Regions from separate parts of the Homo sapiens genome. Here region 1 is linked to region 2. A link is an interaction called in ENCODE POLR2A ChIA-PET data of the cell type or tissue named here. Cell type or tissue: HepG2. All regions are shown on one strand.

Region 1 (8,000 bases), 51 kb after region 2:
GGACCCTAGAGTTCGAGGCTGCAGTGAGCTATGATTCCACCACCAATGCACACCAGTCTGGGGGACAGAGGAAGACCCTGTCTCAAAAAAAGGAAGAAGGGGGGTGGGGAGGAAAGGAAGGAAGGAAAGGGAAATAAAGGAAAGAAAGAAATGCACTAGACGAGGTGTCAGAAGACCTGATTTAGAGTATCAGTTCTGCACTGGCTCCTTGCAGAACCATGCTTCCTTGATTTGTTAAGATTGGACAAAAACAATGATTCTCAAACTTAAAGGTCCACACAAATCACCTGGAGGTCTGGTTAAGATGCAACTTCTGCTTCAGGATGCCTGGGTGAGGTCTGAGACTCTTCTTTTCTAGCAGGCACCCAGGTGAGCTCCATGTTGATCCAAGGACCACACTTGGATTAAAAAAGGACAGGATGACCTCCAGATCCTGTTACACTCTAACACAATGAATCAGTCTTTCCCTTTAACCTTAGCTCCGTTACTATCAAGGAAATATTAAGGAAACTGTCAAAAAAGAGAGTGATTAAAGAAAATTCCTATCTGGGGCTGGGCACGGTGGCTCACGCCTGTAATCCCAGCACTTTGGGAGGCCAAGGCGGGCGGATCACGAGGTCAGGAGATCGAGACCATCCTGGCTAACATGGTGAAACCCCATCTCTACTAAACATACAAAAAATTAGCTGGGCGTGGTGGTGGGCACCTGTAGTCCCAGCTACTCGGGAGGCTGAGGCAGGAGAATGGCGTGAACCCAGGAGGCGGAGCTTGCAGTGAGCCAAGATCACACCACTGCACTCCAGCCTGGGTGACAGAGCGAGACTCCGTCTCAAAACAAAAAAAAAAAAAGAAAAAAAAGAAAATTCCTATCTGAAGCCAAAAAATAAAAAAGAACTATTTAACTTACGATAATAATGTCTCTGGAAGGATTCACAAGCAACCCATAAAGTAGTTGCCTTCAGGGGGAGGGACTAGATGGCCCTAGTACAGGCGTGAGCCATGGCGCCCGGCCCCCGTCTTATCTCTTTAATTGCAATCTAAGTTCCTTATGGGAAGAACCACTAAAATAGATTCCTTTTACACCTCCTGCAGCACTAGGCATATACCATGTTCTCAAGGAACTTTTGCTGAGCCATCAATCTCCTCATGAATATTATTCTATATTTATTTCACTTCCTTTTGGCAGACATTCATTTGGCAAGCTTGGGCTATCACAGAATCGTATGGCATTTGTGACTCTATCACTGAATCAAATGGATTCTCTGAATTTACCACAGAGGACAAGGCCTAGGGCATAGAAAGTATGTATTACAAGTTCTTGTTTTTATTCCATTAATATTTCCTATAGATTAACATCCTTGGTCTACGTGACACCTTGCTGCACATTAGAATCATTGAGGGGAGCCAAAAAAAAAACAAAAACAAAAACAAAAAAACCATGCTGACTGGGTACAGTGGCCCACGTCTGTAATCCCAGCATTTTGGGAGGCAGAGATGGGAGGATCTCTTGAGCCCAGGGGTTTGAGACCCAGCCTGAGCAACATAATGAGACCCTGTCTCTACAAAAAAATTTCTTAAAAAAATTAGCCTGGTGGCATGCATCTGTAGGCCCAGCTACTCAGGAGCAATGGGAGGATTGCTTGAGCCTAGGAGGTGAAGGCTGCAGTGAGCTGTGATTGCACCACTGCACTCCAGCCTGGGTGACACTGTGAGACTCTGTCTCAACAAAACAAAACAAAACAACCTATACCCATGCCCTGAGACTCCCTTTTAATTGGTCTGCAGGAGAGCACTGTCACTCTGGCATTGTCACGTATCTATTTAACTTCAGCAAGAGTTATGTAGCTTTGAAACGATTCCAAACATATGTGAGTGGCATATGTTTTTGCTGTGATAAGAACATGGAGTGTCCTCCTTCCAGTGAGGATGTTATAGCACACCCTATCAGACCACAGATGTAAGTTATTGGCCTCAACTTCTGGAAGTAGTTTTCTATGATCATTAAAATGTTTTTTTGAAAAATACATTCACATAGTAAAAACTCAAAATATAGAAAAGAATCCAATGTGGCCGGGCACGGTGGCTTACGCCTGCAATCCCAGCACTTTGGGAGGCCGAGGCGGGTGGATCACGAGGTCAGGAGATCGAGACCATCCTGCCTAACACAGTGAAACCCCATCTCTACTAAAAATACAAAAAATTAGCCGGGCGTGGTGGCGGGCGCCTGTAGTCCCAGCTACTCGGGAGGCTGAGGCAGGAGAATGGCGTGAACCCACGAGGCAGACCAACAGAGCGAGACTCCATCTCAAAAAAAAAAATTAGCCAGGCATAGTTGCACACATATGTAGTCCCAGCTACTCAAGAGGCTGAGGTGGGAGGATCACTTGAGCCCAAGAAGTCGAGGCTGCAGTGAGCCATGATCTCACCACTGCACTCCAGCCTGGGTAGCAGAATGAAACCCTGACTCAAAAAAAAAAAAATATATATATATATATATATATATACACACACACACACACACACACACATATATAATACATATATATACACACACACATACATAAAATATATATACACACATATATACATATATACACATATATACATATATACACATATACACATATATATACATATATACACATATATATACATATATACATATATACACATATATACATATACACACACACACACACACACACACACACACACACACACACACATATATATATATAAAGTTCTCTGGACTCACGTTCTGGCCCCTATAGACATTTGGGTTTATGAGGACCCATGATTTACACTTATTAAAATATATATTCAGTATCCAAATAGAAACAGCACATTCAAATACAGCTTGCTGCTTAAATGCATGTGGTCTACAGTCAGACAGGGATTCAGGGCCATTAGGTGGGATCCCACAGCTAGTAAGTGGTAGCTGAGCAAGCAGGGAGGAAAGGGTGGCTTTTTCCTTTCTTCTTGATCAGCTACCACTTACCAGCTGTGGGATCCCACTGAATGGTCCTGTGCCTCAGATTGCCCCTCTTCATCTGTACAGGGGGGATGAAAATAGCACATCCCTCACAGGGTTCGTTTGAGGATTGAACAAGATAGCATGAATTACTATGGTATCTGGTACCCAATAACTGCTTCATAAATATCAGCTATTATTATCCTCATCAGGGAGTGCTAAAGGGCGAGTTAATGTGGGGGGCAAAGTGAGTTAATGGAGAAGCTATGTAGCTGACCAAGCAGGGAGGCAAAGGCGTTTTTGCCAAAGTGGAGAGAAGACAGGGCAGGATAGGCTCGAGCAAAGGCTCAGAAGAGATGGGGACCAGGACCTGGGCATTTAAGCCATACCATTTCAAGACAATCCCAGTGGAGAGTTTTCCTGATGTTTTAATTTTAAAATCTAAAGACTTTGCTGGCCCCTGCTTCATGATATACAGTTGATGACTGCTGTGATTGTAATAGCAATTTTATGATTTTTCCCAACCATCATTTGGCAAGGATTACACAATTTCAAGAATTCAAACTTCTGTTGAGTGTTTCAGAGTTCTTTTTTTTTGAGACGGAGTTTCGGTCTTGTTTCCTAGGCTGGAGTGCAGTGGCGCGATCTCAGTTCACGGCAACCTCCACCTTCCGGGTTCAAGCGGTTCTCCTGCCTCAGCCTCCCAAGTAGCTGGGACTACAGGCATGCACCACCACGCGCAGCTAATTTTGTATTTTTAGTAGACACGGGGTTTCTTCATGTTGGTCAGTTGGTCAGGCTGGTCTCGAACTCCCAACCTCAGGTGATCCACCCGCCTCGGCCTCCTAGAGTGCTGGGATTACAGGCGTGAGCCACCGTGCCCGGCCGAGTGTTTCAGAGTTGTATTAAAGATATTTTAGCTCTCACTCCAGGATGTTTGTGCTGGGACATAATCACCAGCACTACCTCATCATCACCACTAGGGGAACTAGAACCAAAGGAATTATCAAACTGCTAGGTACAGTGTTTACCTTCACTGATTGCTGCTCAATATTGTATTAATGTTTTTTACTTTGAAGCATATTTGTTTTATGCATATTGAAATGCTTTAAAAATTCAAACTCTAGTAGAATATAGGAAATTAAAGAGTCCTACTGATTCTCATCTCCAATTCGCACGCACAAAATTGTCACTATTAATAAGATTTTTGTGTATCTTTCCAGACATTTTCATGTTTAATCTTTAATTTAAACCCATGATGTGTCCCCTGACTACCACTCTAACTTCATCTTCTACCACTCAGATCTTCAAACTTGTCAAACTTGTTCCAGCCTCAGGACCCTTGCCCTCACTACATTATCTTCCTGGACACTTTCTTGTCGTTCTTTTTCATTTTTCTTTTTTTTCTTTTTGAGAAAGGGTCTCACTCTACTGTGGCCCTGCTGCACTCACTGCAACCTCTGCCTCCTGAGCTTAAGGGATCTTCCCACCTCAGCCTCCCTGGTATCTGGGACTATAGGCGCATGTCACCACGCCCAGCTAATTTTGTATTTTTTGTAGAGATGGGGTTTCACCATGTTGCCCAGACTTGTCTTGAACTCCTGAGCTCAAGCAATCCACCCACCTTGGCCTCCCAAAGTGCTGGGATTACAGGCATGAGCCACCGCGCTGGGTCCTGGACCACTTTCTTTTCCCAGGTTCCCTCACTCAGATGTCAGCTCCTATGTCACTCCCTCACAGAGGCCTGTAGTGACACCCATCAAGTAACTATTGCCCAATCTAAGTCACTCTCCATCACTATGTTTGAGATTGCCTTGTTCATTTAAGTGCTTGCTTACTTATTCACTGCTAAAATGTGACCTCCATGAGAGCAGGAGCCTGGCTGCTTTGTTTACTTCCATATCCCAAGTGTCTAGAATGCAAATTAAGAACTCAAAAGCATCTATTAATTGAAAGAAATGAATGAAAGAATGCTCTCTATACTATTCTGCAACGTGTATTTTTCACCTAATCTTATACAAGTTATATTTTACTATATGTGGATAAGCTTTATTTCAGTCATATCCTTAATGTTTTAAATTTGATTTTCTTTGGGTTACACATTCACATGGCTCAAAAAACAATCTGAAAAGGTATTCAGTGAAAACTCTCACATCCACTTCTATCTCTCATCTGTCTAGTTCTCACACAACCAGGTAACCGTTCCCATTAGTTTATTGCATATCCTTTGTGCAAATACATACATATATATTCTTTTGGTTTTTGTTTTTTGTTTTTGAGACGAAGTCTCGCCCTGTTGCCCAGGCTGGAGTGTAATGGTGTGATCTCAGCTCACTGCAACCTCTGCCTCCAGGGTTCAGGCGATTCTCCTGCCTCAGCCTCCTGAGTAGCTGGGATTACAGGTGCGCAACACCACGCCTGGCTAATTTTTTTTGTATTTTTAGTAGAGAAAGGGTTTCACCATGTTGGCCAGGCTGGTCTCGAACTCCTGACCTCATGATCTGCCCACCTTGGCCTCCCAAAGTGCTGGGATTACAGGCATGAGCCACTGCACCCAGCCATACATACATATTCTTTTTTTTTTTTTTTTTTTGAGATGGCATCTCACTCTGTCACCCAGGCTGGAGTGCAGTGGCATGATCTCGGCTCACTGCAACCTTCACCTCCCTGGTTCAAGAGATTCTTCTGCCTCAGCCTCCCGAGTAGTTGGGATTACAGGTACCCACCACCATGCCTGGCTAATTTTTGTATTTTTAGTAGAGACGGGGTTTCACCATATTGGCCAAGCTGGTCTCGAACTCCTGACCTCATGATCTGCCCGCCTCGGCATCCCAAAGTGCCAGGATTACAGGTGTGAGCCACTGCGCCCAGCCATATATATTCTTTTTTTTTTTTTTTTTTATGAGATGGAGTTTCCCTCTTGTCACTCAGGCCGGAGGGCAGTGGCACGATCTCGGCTCACTGCAACCCCCGCCTCCCAGGTTCAAGCGATTCCCTTGCCTCAGCCTCTTGAGTAGCTGGGATTACAGGCGCCTGCCACCATGCTCAGATAATTTTTTGTATTTTTAGTAGAGACGGAGTTTCACAATGTTGACCAGGCTGGTCTCAAACTCCTGACCTTGTGATCCCCCTGCCTCTGCCTCCCAAAGTGCAGAGATTACAGGCATGAGCCACTATGCCCGGCTCATATATATTCCTATTCTCATTTTCTTCCCTTTTTGTACAAACTGTTCTGCACCTTAATTCTTTTAACAGCATAGTGGTATTTATTTGTAAATTTTATAAATGGATTTATAATTTATTTTACTCAATTCTGTGTTGATAGACTTTTGGTTGTTTCAGTTTTTGTTATCGCAAACAATGTTGCAGTAATCATTTTCATGCTTAATAAATATATGGTACAATAAATTCCTAGAAGTGGAGTGGCTAAATCAAAACGTACATGTATGTTGAATCATAAAATATCTTAGCGGCCAGGCCCAGTGGCTCACACCTGTAATCCCCGCACTTTGGGAAGCTGAGGCAGGTAGATGAGGAGGTTAGGAGTTCAAGACCAGCCTGGCCAACATGGTGAAACCCCATCTCTACTAAAAATACAAAAAATTAGCCAGGCGTGGTGGTGGTCACCTGTAATCCCAGCTACTCGGGAGGCTGAGGCAGGAGAATCTCTTGAACCCGGGAGGTGGAGATTGCATTTAGCCGAGATCACGCCATTGCACTCTAGCCTGGGCAACAGAGCAAGACTCCATCTCAAAAAAAAATAAAAATAAAAAAAATAAACGTTTTATCAAAAAAAAATGGTTTTATAAAAAAAAAAAAAAGATCTTAGCAAACTTCCCTCCAAGAGAGCTGCCACAATTTATAACTCCCACCAATGGTGCACAAGAGCACCAACTTTCCCACACTCTTGCCCAGGATAAATATTTCAGACTTTTAAATGTTTGCCACTCTGATGAGTGAAAAATGGTTGGTCACTGTTGGGTTTTCTTTTACATACATGTTTAATATCACTAATTTTCTCTGTATCATTCCAATTTTAGCATATGTGCTGCTGAAGCAAGCACTGCTCACTGTTGTTTTAATGTTCATTTCTCTTATGAAGTTGAATATCTTTTCATAGTTTAAAAATTGATTTATTGACATGTCATTAACATACCGTACAATTCACCCAAAGTGTACAATTCAGTGGCTTTTCGTATACTCACAACCATCACCACAATCAATTTTAGAACATTTGCATTACTTCAAAAAGAACCCCATATACTTTAGCTATCACTCCTGTGTCTCCCTATTATCCCCCACCCTAAGCAAACACTAATCTACTTTTTGTCTCTATTGATTTGCCCTTTCTAACATTGCATATAAATGGAATCATATAACATGTGGTCTTTTGTGACTAGTTTGTTAGCATAATGTCTCAAAGGTTCATTCATGTTGTAATATGTATGAGTACTTTATTTCTTTCTTTCTTTGTTGAGACAGGGTCTTGCTCTGTCACCCAGGCTGGAGTGCAGTGGCACCATCATGGCTCACTGCAGCCTTGACCTCCTGAGCTCAATCGATCCTCCTGCCTCAGCCTCCCAAGTAGCTGGGACCACAGGGGCATGCCACCACATCCTAATTTTAAAATTATTAAATTTTTTGTAGAGGCAGGGTCTCCCTATGTTGCCCAGGCTGGTCTCAAACTCTTGCCTCAAGCATTCGTCTCTTGCCTCAGCCTCCCAAAGGGCTGGGATTATAGGTGTGAGCCATGGCGCCTAGCCACTTCATTGTTTTTTTGTGTTTTTTTTTTTTTTGTATTTTTTTTAAGACGGAGTTTCCCTCTTGTTGCCCAGGCTGGTGTGCAATGGGGCGATCTCAGCTTACCACAATCTCCACCTCCCGGGTTCAAGCGATTCTCCTGCCTCAGCCTCCCGAGTAGCTGGGATTACAGGCATGCACTACTATGCCCGACTAATTTTGTATTTTTAGTAGAGACAGGGTTTATCCATGTTGGTCAGGCTGGTCTCGATCTCCTGATCTCAGTTGA
Region 2 (8,000 bases):
GGCCAACATGGTGAAACTCCGTCTCTACTAAAAACACAAAAAATTAGCCGGGCATGATGGCAGGTGCCGTAATCCCAGCTACTTGGCAGGCTGAGGCAGGAGAATAGCTTGACCCGGGAGGCAGAGGTTGCAGTGAGCCGAGGTGGTGCCACTGCACTCCAGCCTGGGCAACAAAGCAAGATTCTGTCTAAAAAAAAAAAAAATTTCTTTCTCTTTTTTACTCCAAGATGTTACACAAAACTATTTTATTTTAGAACTGTATTTATCAGAAGACATATTTATTGCATATTTAAGCAGAAAGAAAGTAAAAATGAGATTGTCTCGCACAGTGGTTTTCAGATGCAGTGCTCCATATTTTACTTTTTGCAATAAAGAATTAGAATGTGGTGGGGGCTATTTGGTGGCTGCTCATCACAGAAGAGACATCAAAAGGCAAATTCCAAAGTGAATATCTAGCACTGCTTGAGGAAATTAGCAAATATGCTGAAAAGTAATATATAAGAAGCCACTCAGGGCTTGGTAAAGTTGACAGGAATAATATTTCTTAAATGCTGACATTATAAAAATTTACGCTGCAGTAAAATGAAATCATAAATAATCATGCAACAGCACTTTGATATATCCAACTCCAGCTTTAAGGCACTAGTCAGAAAAGCCAATAATCTTTTAAACAGCATAAAGAAAATACTTGTAAATGCAACCTTTGGCAGAATTTCATAATTCTCCAACAACAGCTTTTTAGAACAATGATTCCCAGTTGGATGCAATGGCTCATGTCTGTAATCTTAGCACTTTGGGAGGCCAAAGTGGGCAGATCACCTGAGGTCAGGAGTTCTAAACCAGCCTGGGCAACATGGTGAAACCCCATCTCTACTAAAAATATGAAAATTAGCCAGGTGTGGTGGCGGGTGCCTGTAATCCCAGCTACTTGGGAGGCTGAGGCAGGAGAATCTCTTGAACCCAGGAGGTGGAGGTTGCAGTGAGCCGAGACAGTGCCACTGCACTCCAGCCTGGGCAACAAGAGCAAAACTCTGTTTCAAAAAAAAAAAAAAGAACAATGATTCCCATCCCCTCCACTTCATTCTTTTTTTTTTTTTTTTTTTTTTTTTTTTTTTTTTTGACACGGAGACACAGGGTCTTGCTCTATCACCCAGGCTGGAGTGCAGTGGCAGGATCATAGCTCACTGCAGCTTCAAACTCCCAGGCTCAAGTAATCCTTCTGCCTCAGCCTCCCAAGTAGCTGGAACTACAGGCGCACGCCAGCATACCTAGCTAATGGTTTTTTAATTTTGTGGAGACAGGGCTCTTGCTATGTTGCTCAAGCTGGTCTCGAACTCCTGGACTCAAGCGATCCTCCCATCTCAGCCTCCCAAAGTTCTAGGAGTACAGGCCCAAGCCACTGCAGCTGGCTCCACTTCATTCTTAAACAATAGCATACATATCACAATATGAAGACATCAAAACTGGCATCACAATTTGTTCTGAGTAAATTATATGTGAAAATTGATTATATGAATTGGCATTATCTGTTATTACCCAAGTAAATTAGAGCCGAGAACCAGGGAGAGGAAAAGAAAAGCACTCAGGACACAAATGCCTACCCAAGAATTCTATCACAAGCCAGCTGCCGAAATGACCTGCCTTGCCTCTAAGGCTAGTTTTACCTATTGCCATCACTCACCAATTACAGCTTGCTAGCTCCCAGAACTTTGCTAGTGCCAATGAGTTTTCTTTCATAACAATATGTAACATTTCTCTTTCTAATAAAACCCCCAACATTTTATTTGTTCTTCAGACACACCAAAGACCATCCCATCTGTGTGTATGCCTTGAATTGCAATGTAGTTTTTATATATTTTCCCAAGTAAAATGTTTTACATAGAGATTCGAATCTATATTTTTGTTTGACTTTGACATAACATATATCTACACTGTGGAATGTTATCAGCTGTTAAAAAGCAGGAATTCATTCTGAATGTAAGGATTTAAAGAGAAGTCTCTTAATAATAAAAGTTAACACTAAAAAAAGTGTTTACAATGTGCCTGGTATTGGTCTAAATATTTTACGTATATTAAGTTATTGTGCGTGTGTGTGTGTGTGTGTGTGTGTGTGTGTGTGACAGGATCTCATTCTGTCACCCAGGCTGGAGTACAGTGGTGCAATCGCAGCTCACTGCAGCCTCAACATCCCCCCCCACACACACACCCGGGCTCAAGTAACGGGATTACAGGCACGCACCACCACTCCTGGCTAATTTTCATATTTTTTTTTAGAGATGGTTTCACCATGTTGCCCAGGCTGGTCTCAAACTCCCGGCCTCAAGCAATCCGCCCACCTCACCCTCCCTAATTGCTAGGACTACAGGTGTGAGCCACTGCGCCTGGACAATTAAGTTATTTACTCCTCAAAAAAAAAAATTTTATGAGGTAGACACTAATATTTTGACCATTATATAACTAAGAAGACATAGATGCAGAGGGGTTAACTAGCTTGTCCAAGGTCATACAACTCATCAGTGAAAAGCTGAGCCCACATTCTTAACCACTGCGTAACACAGAGAAATGTGTACAGTATAACCCCATTCTTTACTTTTAAAGCTCTCATAAGTGCACATATACACACCTGTGTTAGCATAGAGAATAGTGGAAGGAAACACACCTGAGTGTCAGCCTTGGTTACTTCAAGAAACAGAAGCAGAGAAGGTTGGCAACCTGGCTATATATGATTCTTTGAATTTTTTAACAGCAAGTCTATACTACTTTTGTTTTTATTCAGTATCTAAATTACTATTTTTTTAAAAAGAAGGAAAATTTCGTAGAATCCTATGAGAGGGGCTCAAGAGGCCTCAGCATCATGCCTGAGTCTCTGAAGTGTCTCCCACCCACACTACACCTAATTTTGGTGTGCACAGACTTGGTCTGAATCTGACAGAAACAGAAAGACTTGGGGAACCCCCAGGGGTTCAAGAAACACAGAACTGAACATTCATCGTGTTTACATGTAGGGGAGTGATTGTACTCCTGTGTTTGCTTAAAACACTGTTTTTCTACACTTCAGGCTTCTCCTTTGATCAGTTTGTTAAATTATAACCATTTCCAGTTACTGGGTGATGCAATCAATGTGCAGACTCCACAGCCATCTCTTGGGTAACCAACAGAGACATCTGAATCAAACTCTATGGATCTTCATTCCCAGCAAGAAGAGAAGATGTAAAAGTTCTCCCCAAAGAGAGATTTGAAGTGACTATTTCTCAAAAGACTATAATCCACCACAAGCCATCTAACTATCTTCTTTTGAATACAAGTGTTCTAGGGTGTTCAGGAACGTTCTGCTTAAAGGCTAAATTCTAATAGGGTGCTACATCACAACCCTGAGAATCAACACATAATAATTTGAAGGACAGTTACAATGTGTGTATACAATGTGTGTATATACAACACATCCAAACTAGTTGGATGGCTAGATAGATAGCCAGCCAGATAGACAAATGATACAAACAGGTAACATTTACCTAGGGCTTCCTAGAGGTGAACCGCTGTGCTAAGCATTTTTTATGTATCTCCCCATTTAATCCTCATGGTAACCCTATAAGAAGGTACTATTTTTTATTTAAGAGATGGAGTCTCACTATGTCACCCAGGATGGAATGCAAGCACCTAATCACAGGAGTGATCATCACACACAGCAGCTTTGAACTCCTGGCCTCAAGCCAGCCTCCTGCCTCAGCCTCTTGAGTAGCTAGGACTACAGGTGCACAACAATGCACCTAGATGAGCAAGTACTATTATAATCCCTATTTTATAGATGCAGAAACTGAGGTCTAGAGAAGTTAAGTAACTTTGCCAAGTAATACAGATAATAAGTAGTAGAGCTAGGATGTGAACTCAGGTAGTGTAGCTTGGTAGCCAGGAGGTAAACTTCTATAATACTCTGCTTCAGTGGATTTATAAATGATTCAGAATGTCTACAGAGCTATTTACAGATAAGGCATTATTGGGCCGGGCATGGTGGCTTACACCTGTAATCCCAGCACTTTGGGAGGCCCAGGCAGGAGGATCACCTGAGGTCAGGAGTTTGAGACCAGCCTGGCCAACATGATGAAACCCCATCTCTACTAAAAATACAAAAATTAGCCAGGCATCATGGCAGGCGCCTGTAGTCCCAGCTACTGGGGAATCTGAGGCACAAGAATCACTTGAACCCAGGAGGCAGAGGTTGCAATGAGCTGAGATTATGCCACTGCACTCCAGCCTAGATGACAGAGTGAGACTCCATCTCAAAAAAGAAAAAAAATTAAATTCAATTCAATAAGGCATTATCATAGGATAGGGCAATGCCTTGGAACACTGACTGAAGTCAACCTGCCTTGGTTCAGACCCCTTTCCCTTCCCATACAAGCTGTATGGCTTTAAGCAAATTATTCAACCTCCTGGCCTTTGGTTTTCTCATCTATAAAATGAGAATAATATTGATATCAGCCTCACAAGCTTGTAGTGAGAATAAGTTAATATATATAAAATTAATATTAAATGAGATAATAAATGTAAACTAATATATGTAAAGAGTGTTCCTGCACATAGTAAACATTCAATCAATGTTAGCTAGCATTATGTCAGTAAAGCCAAAGACACTGAGAATTGTCTCAAGGTTTCCCTTCTGAGGAATACCTTCTAGTTTCGGTGTCAATGCTAAGTGTCTTTTAAGATGATAAACCAATCTTTAAACTTGGCACTGCTGTGCAGATTGAAAAAGTTAAGAATAAATGCAATATAAACAAAACTCTTTAATTTCAGACCTTCTCCATTCTGCAGTTATATAACGTGACTTACCTGAAGAATCTGAATTTTGCGGGGAGACTGACTTCTCTAGGGGCTTGGGTTCTTTCTGCTCCGTTTTCTCTGCGGTTGAAGCCAGCTCCTCTTTCTTTCTTTCTCTTTGCTCATTACATTCCTCATTTTCCATCTTGGTGGTATGAGTCTTGTCAGATTCTTCCAGCATCAGGTCTTTTTTACCTCTGACAACCCAGTGCATTGACTAAATTAATGTAAAGCAGAGATATAAAAATTAAATTGATATTATATGATTTTCTATATTTAAAGTTTGATATGTGGTAACACCTGACCTACTACTGTAGTGCTAATTAACAGCATGTTAGACTTGACTATTAACAAGATACTCATAAATTAATCCAGATATTAATTAATCCAACTATTAATAGTTACTTTTCACCATACACCCTTTTGTACCTTTTTCATTTTCTGTTCTGTATATGTATTTCCTATTAGATCTAAAAATTGGACAGATGGATGAATGAATGGAGGGATGGATGGATGAACTAACAAATGAATACAGTGAAAAAGAGCGCTTTTGAGTTTGCTGTATCAAGAATATTTCAAGTGGAATCATTAGCCCTACCATCAACCAAAATAATGCATAACTATTTCTTAAAACCTCATCGGGATATTGTGGGAAGCTATTCCTGAAGTACTAAGAAACAGTGACACACTACCTCTATTACCACAACTCAAGACTAGAAGGAAACATAGCCTTTAACACCCTAAAATTATAAATATTCTAGCTCTCTGCCCTAATCAAATCAAAGAAGTCATTTATTCCCACCTTCAACCTATCTCTTCCCAACTACAAAGAAGTGTCATCCTGAATCCTCTTCTCCAAATATAACCAGTCCAAAGGCTAATCAACCCCAAGATCCAAGAACCACCCCATAAAGCAGTCATTGCCACCAATAAATGTAACCAGCTCTCACCCTAACAAGAAAAAGAAAAGAGGCTGGGCACAGTGGCTCATGCTTGTAATCCCAGCACTTTGGGAAGCCAAGGTGGGTGGATCATTTGAGGCAAGGAGTTCGAGACCATCCTTGGCCAACAAGGTGAAACCACGTCTCTACTAAAAATACAAAAATTAGCTGGTCGTGGTGGTGCACACCTGTAATCCCAGCTACTCAGGAGGCTGAGGCGGGAGAATTGCTTGAACCCAGGAGGTGGAGGTTGCAGTGAGCCGAGATCGCACCATTGCACTCCAGCCTGGGCAACAGAGCAAGACTCGGTCTCAAAAAAAAAAAAAAAGAAAAAGAAATGGGAAGGAAAGGCACCAAAATATAACTGTAGTTATGCCTGTGTAACAGAATTACATCTTTTGTTTTTGTATTTCCCAAATTTTCTATGAGAAGATTATATATATGTACAATTAGAAAACATTGTATTTTAGGCTGGGCGCAGTGGCTCACACCTTAATCCCAGCACTCTGGGAGGCCTAGGTGGATGGATCACAAGGTCAGGAGTTCCAAACCAGCCTGGCCAACATGGTGAAACCTCACCTCTACTTAAAAAAACAAAAATTAGTTGGGCAAGGTAGTGTGTGCCTGTAATCCCAGCTACCCGGGAGGCTGAGGCACGAGAATCACTTGAATCCGGGAGGCAGAGGTTGCAGTGAGCTGGTATCGCACCACTGCACTCCAGCCTGGGTGACAGAGCGAGATTCTGTCTCAAAAAAAAAAAGAAAATATTCAATTTTAAAAATTAGGCGAAGTTTCGATGCAAAAACATACAAGGTGGGAGATTCCTGGTGCCAACAATATGTGTGGGAAGGGAATAGTTACAGAGTAAACACTTCAAAACCATTTGCTAAATTGTAAATGCAAGTATTACCCATTTCTCTGTAGATTTTATTTCAAAATAAAAACGTTAATTTTTAAAAGAGGCAATGCCTCAGCTGGTATTAAAAAAAAAAATGACTTTTGTTTGGTTGGTTTAGGTTTGTTGTTTTGGTTTGGTTTTTGCATATGCACAAAATAAAAGAGGCTGCCAGTGACTTCCTCTGCAGAGGGAAAAGGATATTAGGAAGGTTAGTGAAAAACAAGGAATAAGACATTCAAGAATTCAGGGCCCAGAGAGCTGAAAATGTAAACTGTGAGCTTCACAAGCCAGCAAAGTGGCCTGTACGTGATGTATTGATCTCTGTGCCTCAGTACTTCTCTCTTGAAATCAAAGTACCTGTGGTCTGTCTTAGATAGGTTAGGATTAATGTCTAATCCACAGTAAATGCTTTAAAGGTCCTCAGTGAAAAGATGTTCTGAAATAGTAGTCTTATCCATCTCCTTTGTGAGTAAATCAGAATAAAATATGTTATCAGACTCCCATATCTGCTGATCCTCATTAAAGAAATATACAGAAGAAATATCCAAACTGTATCTAACCTTAGATACAAGTGCTTCTCACGCTTTGTAGTTCAATCAAAGGACTAACATCAGAGTGATGCTAAGCAGCCTGGTTTGCTGGGACACAGTTAGATAGTCTGCAAATCACTCATTTCTGTGTTCACAAGCATATTTCTCAACTCCACAAGGGTATTAGTTGCACAGAACAACATTTAACATCAAGCGAACTAGTCTATTATGCAGCTACTCATTTCAGTAGAATCAGCATCAATAAAAGATATCAAATGACAGCAATTGATACAGACTAAGAGAGAGACTAGAAAGGGGAGAGTCTACAGCAAGATAATAAAATGCACAAGACAGAAAATCTATATATGCATGGAAGGAACTAACGCTAAACAGACAGCAAGCCTAGGTGCAAAGGCCACTAATCTTAACAGTCTGTGAAATTTCTATGTTGTTATTCTGCCTTCACAATTAACTTGTTTACTAGCTTTCTTGAACGAGTTGGTTTTTTTTCTCTAGGAAGTCATTTTCTTACATTCTAGACCTTGGTCAATACTAGGAAATAGTGCTCGTCTCAGCAGCACATATACCAAAATTGGAATGATACAAAGAAAATGATCATGGTCCCTGTGCAAAGACAACAGGCACGTTCGCGAAGCATTCCATTAAAACACACACACACACACACAAACACACAGGGAAATAAAAAATTTTGTTTACATGCCAGTAAACATTGGCACAACATTTTTTTAAATCCATGGACTCAGATGAGCCATAGATCAGCTGAATAGCTATACAAAATTGACTGGTTATTAT

What was found. ChIA-PET counts read pairs that join two places held together with the same protein. Peaks named below come from ENCODE experiments on the same cell type or tissue, not always from the same donor. Only the 100,000 strongest peaks of a DNase experiment are listed, where the experiment ranks them.
Region 1: POLR2A ChIA-PET joins it to region 2 with 7 read pairs; 5 of 35 experiments call an interaction of 5 or more read pairs at or near these places.

Annotation. Positions count from the first base shown.
Region 1 is chr10:67,851,837-67,859,836 of GRCh38, forward strand. It overlaps the pseudogene RNU6-523P. Among named protein-coding and RNA genes, the nearest start is that of DNAJC12, 18 kb to the left of the region's middle. RefSeq lists a silencer at 1,695-1,989. In HepG2, a CTCF peak has its summit at 3,948; a DNase peak (open chromatin) is centred at 3,935.
Region 2 is chr10:67,800,753-67,808,752 of GRCh38, forward strand. It overlaps DNAJC12 (DnaJ heat shock protein family (Hsp40) member C12), which reads right to left. Exons shown (of 5, transcript NM_021800.3): 4 at 4,831-5,035. It also overlaps the pseudogene RNU6-1250P. Among named protein-coding and RNA genes, the nearest start is that of DNAJC12, 33 kb to the right of the region's middle. In HepG2, no CTCF peak of the experiment used is centred here; DNase peaks (open chromatin) are centred at 2,239, 2,549, 3,069 and 3,689; H3K4me3 peaks cover 1,457 bases.